Regions from separate parts of the Mus musculus genome. Here region 2 is linked to region 1. The links are chromatin loops, found by intact Hi-C in ENCODE. Cell type or tissue: heart. All regions are shown on one strand.

Region 1 (5,000 bases):
GGAAGGCCGTGGTCTCATTAGAGAGAAAGAGAAGGGGAGAAAGTCATTCCCAGAGTGAAAGAGGCAATTTCTTCATACAAGTCTGTATCCTTATCCATAACTGACATGCCCATAATGTTATTAAAATTTTAGATTCCAAGCTAGACGGGGTGCTGTGTGCCTTTGATCCTGACATTTGAGAGGCAGAGAGAGTTCAAGGCCACCCTGGTCTCTACAGGGAGTTCTAGGTCAGCCAGGGCTACATAAAAATCCTATCTCATTAAAAAAAAAAAAAAAAAAAAAGTAGAAATCTTATAGGGTGTGAGAGCATACTAAAACATAATAGTCCTCCAAGCTGGGTTGTGAAAAGGGATATATTTTTGACAAGAGAAGGATCTGCACCAAAAACTACCTAGTAGCCATGTTGCTGACTGTGCTTAGCTGGGTTAACACGAGGTTCAGTGGATTTGACTTGATGTGCATTTTCCTAGCAGATCTGGAAACACACGGAGGTGGGAGGGAGGATGCTGGTTCTTAACAGGCTTTCTTTCTCAATCCCTTTTTATTCAACCCAGCACAGAGGCCATGGATGGACCTTCCTTCCTCATCAAATATCTCAGCACACGGACTCATCATGGGTAAAGTACATTAAATGTTTCCAATGCTTTCCGCTGGTCCTGGTAGCACACACCTGAAACCGCAGCACTTAAGAGGCTGAGGCTAGAGGGTTACTATGAGTTCGGGGCCAGCCTGGGATATCTAAGGAGTTCTAGGATAGCCTGAGTCACAGCATGTATTAAAAGAAACACAAATAAAACCCCCACTCTTAGGACACAGTGTTCTCCAGACTTCCCTGCTCTGTCACACCCTGGACACCCTCACCAGGCCCATGGGAGCAGACGAGGGGTTGGCAAGAGTTCTAGAGTGGGACTTGCTGGGACCTTACTGGTAACCTATGGATATCTGGGAAGCCCTCTTGTCTAGCTGAATGAGGTTAAGCCCTGGGGGGGGGGGGGGTTTCCTGTGAAGAGATCTCCTCATAAAAGGGCTGATAGCTTAGACGTTTTAGATATTTAAGACTCCTCTTTCTTGTGCTTTCCTTTGTTATTGGGCGGCATCAGAGATGGCGGCTGTACTTCACTTCTGCTTCACCAGAACGCCACAGTTCTGTCTTGACCTGAGTTACAGCCCCCAGAATTCATGCTTTGAAGCCCCCAGCCCGGGCTACTTTTCTATTCCTCCCGAGAGACAGATGAGCTGTCCCTTTCTCAAGCGTCGATCTACAAAAGGACATGAGAAGATGGGTCAGTTCCACCATTAGACACTCTCATTGCCAAGGATGGGAAAATGTCTCTGGAAAGGACAGAGTGCTCTGTGACAAACAAGGCTTGGTTCCAGGCTTCAGGGTGGCAGGCAGAGCTGTGTCCTGGACCCAGGGTCCCCTCAGTCCCATCAAGTCACCCAGATTGGCTGTCAGCAATTGTCCCACCCACTCTAGACAGGTCTCAGTTTATTCTTTTGATGACAAAGCAAAAGAAAAACACTGTGCCTGTTAAAACTGGCTGCAAACATCAAATTAGAACTTCTCGAGTTATTATCTTCACGAACACTGTCTGTGGTTCTCACAGGAGTGAAACTTGGACGCTGTGCCCCAAGACCTCTGTCCTTCTCATGCCAAGCCCCTTCTGACAGGACACAGGTATTCACAAGAGTGACTTCCACATGTTGTAAGGCCAAGGCAGAGGAAGGGGATAGAGAGGAAGATGTACTTATAAACACTGTCTCATTTCATTTTCAAAAGAGCTCTTCAGGGCACGTCCCACTGTTGCCATTTTGTAAAAGGAATGGGGGTCAGAGATACGGGGTGGCTCTCCTAGGTCACTTAGCTGGGAAAAGGTGGGCTCGATATTGAAAGTCAAGTCTTCAGGGGAGAGAGGGAAAGTGCCGGGTGGACACTGATAGGCATGAAGTAGGTTGTAGTCCGATAGAAAGCACACATCCCATCTAAACAGTCTTTCTGCCGGGCGGTGGTGGCGCACGCCTTTAATCCCAGCACTTGGGAGGCAGAGGTAGGCAGATTTCTGAGATCGAGGCCAGCCTGGTCTACAAAGTGAGTTCCAGGACAGCCAGGGCTATACAGAGAAACCCTGTCTAAAAAAAAGTCTTTTATGGAATGCATCATACAGGACAAAAAGAATACTACCATTAAATCTTAATCTGTAAGCATTATTTTCTCCAAATATATTTCCCTGGTATTTCCTTTACCAAGCACAAGTCCTTTGTATTCTCTTAATTGTCTATAGTGTGTAACTATTATCTGGATATTGTATCATAAATACCTCCATAGCAGATATATATATCATTAAAGTATCAACTTTACATAAGTCTCCACAACTCATACTGAATTAACTGAATATCCAAGGCTATAGAGCATACAGTGTAAACATTTTATAGAAGAACTATGATTTGATATCAGTCCTGTTCTTAAGTGTGCAGTTCTGTGTTCTTGTCAAACTTTGGAAATTCCTAACAATGGGGTAGAAGTTATTTTCTGAAACCCCACAGTTTTGAGGAATTGAAAATTCTGTTGTAAATGTAAACACAAATGAATCATGTGGCTTTCTGATTGACTGGCTCACTAAGACTCTAATTCTCACTTGTCACACAGAAACACATCAACACAGAAAGCGAACCCTCACCAATCCGTCCTTCTGTCATCTGCTGCCCCCTACTGGAATGAAAGGATAAAGCAGACAGTGTGCTCCAGAATTCCCACCGAAACCTCAGGAGGGAAAGCAGCTGGCTCTGAGTGGCCCTAGTGATGTGATAAAAACATGCTAAGTTACAGAGAAATCAAGATACAGGCTTTCTGATTCGGAAAAGAAACAAACTAAAATGTGATAGTCAAGGCGATACGACACGTAAGAAGTCAAATGAAGCGCGGCTGAGAGAAAGCCGAGATTCGGTCCTTCATTAGAATGAAACGTCCTTTCGTCTCTTAGTTTTCATTTGACGTCCCTGTGAAGGTGATCATTCCACAAAAAGCGGTGTACAGATTCAATGCAATCCCAATAGGAATTCCGACAGCATTCTTCACAGAAATAAAAGAAAAAAAATCCTAAAATTAGTATGGAACAAAAAAAACTATTAAGACTCCTCTTGAAATTGGAGTCTGGAGGGAGAGGGTGCTTTCCTCGGTTTACCTTGCTTTCAGCAGGCACAAATGTGAATTAGAAAACCTCTCTGTGATTTACAATGGAGACAACCTGGGACTCATTTACCTTCCTTAGGCAAAGAAACAGTTAAACTGTCTCACAATGACATCTGACAGCCTTTGTGGCTTCCTATAAATTGTAAAGCCCTCACAGCAGGTGGAAAAGTCTCCCTCCCTTCTCTCCTCTTTCCCCTCTTCCACCTCCATTAAGCCTGGGTCACTGAGAAAGGATATTTGGAAATTACTTTGAGTTAATGTCCCTTTTCTTTCCACGTGGGCACCTGAGTTAAGACTATTATTTCCGATTTTAAGCTGAAATTCTGGGAATCGGGGAGGTCTTTCCTAGTGTTCTTGTCCAGTTATTGGTGTTGATTAGCCATAGCATATGTAAAAATCCATCAACATAATACTATATAAGCAAACTCAAAGGAAAAAAAACCCACATGGTTATCTGATTACATCTGAAAAAGCCTTTGACAAAATAGAACACCCCTTCATGATAAAAGTGTTGGAGAGGTAAAAAATTCAAGGCACATACCTAAACATATCAAAGCAATATACAGCATGCCAATAGTCAATATCAAAATAAATGGAGAGAAACTTAAAAACAATTCCACTGAAATCAGGGACAAGACAAGGCTGTCCACTGTCCATAGCTATTCTACCTAGTACTTGAGCAAGACCAATGAGACAACTAAAGGAGATCAAGGGGTTACATATTGGGAAGGAAGACTTGAAGGTACTGTTATTCACAGTTGATATGATTATATACATAAGTGACCCCCAACATTCTACCAGAGAACTCCTATAGCTGATAAACAACTTCAGCAAAGTAGCTAGAGACAAAATAACTCAAAGAAGTCAGTGGCCCTCCTTTATACAAATGATAAATGGACTGAGAAGGAAATTAGGGAAACAACACCCTTCACAATAGCCACAAATAATATAAAATACCTTGGTGTAATTCTAACTAAGCAAGTGAAAGATCTGTATCATAACTTATCTTTGAAGAAAGAAATTGAGGAAGATATCAGAAGATGGAATGACTTACCATGCTCATGGATCTGTAGGGTGAACACACTAAAAATGTCCATCCTATCAAAAGCAATCTACAGATTCATCACAATTCACATCATAATTTCAACACAATTCTTAACAGACTTTGAAAGAACAAGACTCAACGTCATAATGGAAAAACAAAAACCCAGGATTTCTCAAACAATCCTGTATAGTTTCACATCTGACAGAGAGCTGGCATCTAAATATAACTCAAGAAATTAGACATCAGTCAACAAATCAAATAATCCAATTTTTAAAATGGGGTACAGATATAATCAGAGAATTTTCAGAGGTATCTCTAATGGCTTAGAAGCACTTAAAGAAATGTTCAGCATCCTTAGTCATCAGGGAAATGCAAATCAAAACGACTGTGAGATTCCATTTTACACCCATCAGAATGGCTAAGATCAAAAACTAAAGCAACAGCTCATGGTGTCTAGGATGTGGAGCAAGGGGAACACTCCTCCATTGTTGGGGGGAATGCAAACTTGTACAATCACTTTTGAAATCAATTTGGAGGTTTCTCAGGAAATTGAGAATAGTTCTACCTCAGGACCCAGCTACACCACGTCTGGGATATACCCAAAAGATGCTCTATCATACCACAAGGACACTTGCTCAACTATGTTCATAGTAGCTTTATTTGTAATAGCCAAAAACTGTAAACAACCCAGATGTTCCTCAACTAAAAAATGGATAAAGAAAATGTAATTTGTTTACACAGTGGAGTACTACTCAACTATTAATA
Region 2 (5,000 bases), 190 kb before region 1:
AATTTTCCACACTAATTTCCATATTGGCTGCATCAGTTCTCAATCAAAAGTCCCCCCTTTCCTGCATCCTCAATAACATTTGCTAACACCTGTTTTCTTCATCTTCACTATTCTTAGGGCTGTAAGATGGAATCTTAGACTAGTTTAATTTTCATTTCTCTGATGGTTAAAGATGTTGAACATTTTATAATATATTTCTTAGCCACTGTTATTTCTTCTTTAGAGAACTCTGTTCAGATCCAGAGGCCATTTTTAAATTGTGTTTTCTTGACTTTTTTTGTTACTTATATATTTTGGAAATTAATCCTATAGTTAAATAACTTAAATATATATTATGTGTTATGTGTTAATACATTATGTTATGTCATATGTCAAATGTCATAATTATATATCATGTTATAGTATATGCTACATGTCACATGTTACATGTTAAATGTCATGTTATATACTATATATAATTCATATGCATGTTATGTATAATAATATAATTTATATGCATATCATATATAATTAAATAGTTTATATATTCTGGAAATTAATGTATAGCTGGAAAAGATTCTTTCCTACTCTGTGGGCTTCCACCTCACTCAGTTGGCTGATTCTGTTTCTCTCCCTGTGCAGAAGACCTTTAGTTTCCATGGGGTCTCATTTGTCAGTTGTTGGCTGTAGTTCTGGAGGGAACAGAGTTCAGGAAGCCCTGTCCCGAGCTTGTCTCCTGTAGGGCGCTGCTCCTGTTATCTTCCAGCAGAGTCTTTGTTCCAGGTTTCATAACAGAAGACCTGCACTTTTAAAAACTGAGTTTATATCTTTGCAAAGATTCAACCAACATGCCTGTGACTTTTCACAATGCCAGAATTTATTGGATAACAATAAATTCACAAGGAATATTGACTTTGTAAGAATCAATTTGCTAAGGAGTGTCCAATTCCTTGATAACCTGACAAGGCAAATGCAGAAACACAGACCCTTTTATTCCAATCTTACCTATGAACATTAACTTTCAGATTATGCACTATACATCACACACACACACTATACACACACTATATATACACACACATATATGTAATTTAGACATCGGCTACATAGCATTGAAGAGTATCTAATAGGACTCAGGGAATTGCAAAGATGCTTGAGAAGCAGGCAGCTAAAGGGGTCAAAAGGGGCCTCTATGGTAATGAGATAACCGCTGCTGGAGGTCTGCTGCTAAAAGTCAAGGTTTGAGCTGAGCCACTGGCAGAGGCTTTAGCAGCCAAGTGCAGGACTCAGCCCTGGAGACAGTTTCATGTCAGGTAGAGACACACAAGTGGGCATATGTGTCACTTCAAATAGAACAGCCACATCATAGCAGAGACTGAGCTAAGTTGAAGCCTCTAGGAGGGCTGGGCACTCTGTGACGCACACAGGGTGGAAAGATAGGGCTTCTTACCCCTGAAGCCTTAGGGCTTCTTCTCTTCATGGGGCTCAGGTGAGAGAGCTGCACCCTTTTCCAGTCTTGCCAGTCCAGTGTGCTGTCACTCCTGGTTTCCCAGATTTGATATTAACCTCGGCGTGTGTGGCTATAGTCTCCATTTACTTCGATTGTTTTTTAAGTAGCGGGGCATGGGGCGTGGGGTGGGGGTGGGGGCTTTCTGCCTTAAGAAATAAATTGTTAATCTATCTGTGCCATGTAGCTGGTGACAGGCAGATGATGTTTATGTGCACATCAAGGTGCGAATTCTACTTCTGCATTTTCACTTTAAGTGGAGTCAATGCTGCTTGTAAAATACAAACTCTGCAGTCGAAAGCCATTGTTTTGCACAATGTCGAGTAATTCAGAGCAGGGCACATCATGGTCTCAATACCTTTATTTTTCCACTGGATTTGAATCGCTAGCACTTCATTAGGATTTGCATCTCCATCCATAGAAGCTGTTAGTCTGAAGTTGGCTTGTACTGTGTTGCCTGAGTTTGGTATCAGAGTAATTCTGGCCTCGTGATACACTGCAGAATGTATTTCCCCTTTCCTTTCCTTTCCTTTCCTTTCCTTTCCTTTCCTTTCCTTTCCTTTCCTTTCCTTTCCTTTCCTTTCCTTTCCTCTCCTCTCCTCTCCTCTCCTCTCCTCTCCTCTCCTCTCCTCTCCTCTCCTTTCCTTTCTCTCTTTCTTTCCTTTCTCTCTTTCTTTCTTTTCTTCCTTCCTTTCTTCCTTCCTTCCTTCCTTTCTTTCTTTCTTTCTTTCTTTCTTTCTTTCTTTCTTTTTTTCTTTCTTTCTTTCTTTCTAATTTAGAATTGAGTTCATTTTGTTCTCAAATATTTTGTGCTATTTTTTTGGCAGTCTGTTTTTATTTTAAAATAAATGCAGCTTGAGCCACGTGTAAACTAGGAGGAACTGATAATCTTTTATTTTACAACTCTGAAATTAATCCATGCCATATGTAATCCACAGCACAGGCCTCAAATTTTGAGTCAGCCACAGCGAAGAAAGGGAGTTCCTTAATTCATCCTTAAAATTTTTCCAAGATTTTTTTTTTCTTCTTTCTAAGTGAAGCATTTATCTTGGAGTCAGTTCATGTGGCCTTACGCCCACCTCCCTCCATCTTCAACACTTCAGGCTGGGATGTGGGATTCAGGACCAGCTGAGCTTGGATCTGGAAGGGCACATCGGTGACTGGCAGCAGGGAAGACTCCGTCAGAAACTGGAGAGGGAGAGGGTTGGACAGAGGGTCTCGGGGCGGGGCGGGGCGGGGCGGGGCGAGGGAGGAGTGCAAAGCCTTAGGGTTGGAACCTGCGGAGTAGCAACGTCCCCCTAGGCTATAAATATGGAAGTGCCTCGCTGCTGATCGCCAGGCAGTTGGGAGGGACTGGATGATGCTGTCTGGCCGGAGAGGACTCGAGGCTTGAGTCCTGGTCCACGGGTCGCTGGGGTGGGTCGCTGGGGTGGCTGAAGCCAGTACCAGCTCTGCGGCTCTCCCAGCTCTGCTGCTCTCCCGGGTGAGTCCTAGCCCAGGCGTCCCGCCAGCGTGGTGATCAGGGGCGGGAGTGGGTAGGTTCCTTGTCACCACATCTGAATCTAGAGTACTGGGCACGGAGGACCCGGGGGACCCAGGGGAGCGAGCTCACTCCCGGCCAGCGGAATGAGCCTGGAGGGGGCTGCCCTTCACCGGATCAGGTGGGAGGAAAGTGCGCTCGTTTGCAGCGTGGTCCAAAGGAGTCATAATGTTTTGATCAAACTCTTCGAGTACAGGCTAGAAATCTACAGAAATGTGAGGCAAGCAAGTCAGTTTTCCGCCGTGCTTTTAAATAACTGTTGTATTTTAGCTGTGACCTGAATTTAACCGTAGCCTGTATGACCGCGGGGCCAAAATCTGAAGTTGTGCTACTTTGAGCTTAAGTTAAGATTGTCCCCAGCCTCACCTTTGTTTGCCAATGACCCTGCACTGCCTTCTCTCCTTCTTCTCAGTGCGGGTTCTACTAGTGGATCATCAGTATCACATAGATGGTAGTGGGGCCAAACGCCATAACCACAGGTGTTCCCAGCCAAGCTTTGATACTTCAGTCAGAAGTGGGGAGAAGCTGGTGGCTGCATCTCAGCAGGCTGTCTTGGCCTGTAGTCCTCACTGGATTTCAGTGGCTCCGATTCAGTACTGAAGCGAGCGAGCGAGAGCAGGGCTCTCCACTCTTCTACCTCATTTCACTTTCTTGAGAAACCTTTAGGCCAGTGTCTCCGCAACCTCAGACTATGGTGGTCTCCAGAAAATTTAAGCCAATCCTGCTCAAGACTTCACCTGCTCCCTGTCTTTGGTTAAGCACAGGAGAATAGGCTACGGGTGTCCATGTTTGCCCATGTCCTTAAGCATAAAGACCCACCATCAACTCCAGGGAGACGTCTTTTTTTTTTTTTTTTTTTTTTTCAGGAAAATTTGGGCACTCTGTGTGCCCTGAGGTCTCATTTGGAAGTCGACAACATTAATTTCCTCCTGTGTCGTTCCAGGAAAAGAGAGAGAGAGAGAGAGAGAGAGAGAGAGAGAGAGAGAGAGAGAGCAGCCTCACAGCCTGCTCTCTGCAGTCAGTAATCATTGTTTCCCTTTTCAAGGTACTTCATTCCTAAAGCGATTTTCTTGAGAGTTACCGCCACCGAGTCCCTGTATTTATTGCCCCTAAGCAAAAGCCTTAACCCACTTTACAAATATAAGGACTCCAAGAAGCTTGTTTTAGTGTTTTATCTCCTTGGTTTAACCACAAACAAACAAACACTACCTGTCCTGTTTGCTTATCTCGGAAGTCTTTTTGGAGCCATTAAGGCCCCACTTGGACGGTCACTTCTCCATCAATTTCCTGCTAATGCCCAGGAACCCTCCTTGTTCTTACCCTGAATTAGCTGCGCGATATTAAGAGTGCTTTTATTTATCTAACAATTCTGAGTCTCTGGTCACTGCACAGAAGGTCTCTTACAGTCTTTTAAAACCTCGATACTTTCTGGTTTTTGGTTATTGCTGACTACATAAAAGTCTAGACTGGTTACCTTATTATCCCATGATAAAAGTCTTCGAAACTGTTAACATCTCTGGTTAAATGTTTCTTAGTGAGAGGTCCACAGGTCTATCCTCAAATCACAGGTGACAATTCCTATAATGTATGATATATACTGCTTGAGGTTTAGGGAGGGGCCTCAAGTTGTAAGGTGTTAAAATTGACTGACTTTTCTGAGCCCTTCTTCTCTTCCTGGATGCCTTGTTTTTGTTGGTGGTGTTGGCTTATTTTCCCCTTTACAAGGTTTTAATTTCTAGTTTTACTCTTCCTTGGAACTCAGAGAACATCTAACTAACTAACTAACTAACTAACTAACTAACTAACTCTGCATCCACCACCTTAGAAGAGAGTGGGTTTTCTCTTATGTGAAAACCTGTTATCCAGAGATTTACAAAATGTTTGCCCATCACAGTATCTGAGTGAGGCTTGCTGAGCTCCGGTCATCTTGCCTTACCCTGGTCAGTGTAGGAAGGACACACTATGTGCCGTTCA

What was found. Peaks named below come from ENCODE experiments on the same cell type or tissue, not always from the same donor. Only the 100,000 strongest peaks of a DNase experiment are listed, where the experiment ranks them.
Region 2: a loop joins it to region 1, with 2.3 times the contacts of the local background. A loop is called at or near these places in 3 of 42 quality-filtered maps.

What each region holds. Positions count from the first base shown.
Region 1 is chr13:30,528,268-30,533,267 of GRCm38, forward strand. No RefSeq gene overlaps it. Among named protein-coding and RNA genes, the nearest start is that of Uqcrfs1, 15 kb to the right of the region's middle. In heart, a CTCF peak has its summit at 2,716 (motif pointing left); no DNase peak of the experiment used is centred here.
Region 2 is chr13:30,333,621-30,338,620 of GRCm38, forward strand. Agtr1a (angiotensin II receptor, type 1a) reads left to right here and starts at 2,736. Exons shown (of 3, transcript NM_177322.3): 1 at 2,736-2,969. In heart, no CTCF peak of the experiment used is centred here; a DNase peak (open chromatin) is centred at 2,901; H3K4me3 peaks cover 1,374 bases; H3K27ac peaks cover 935 bases; H3K27me3 peaks cover 271 bases.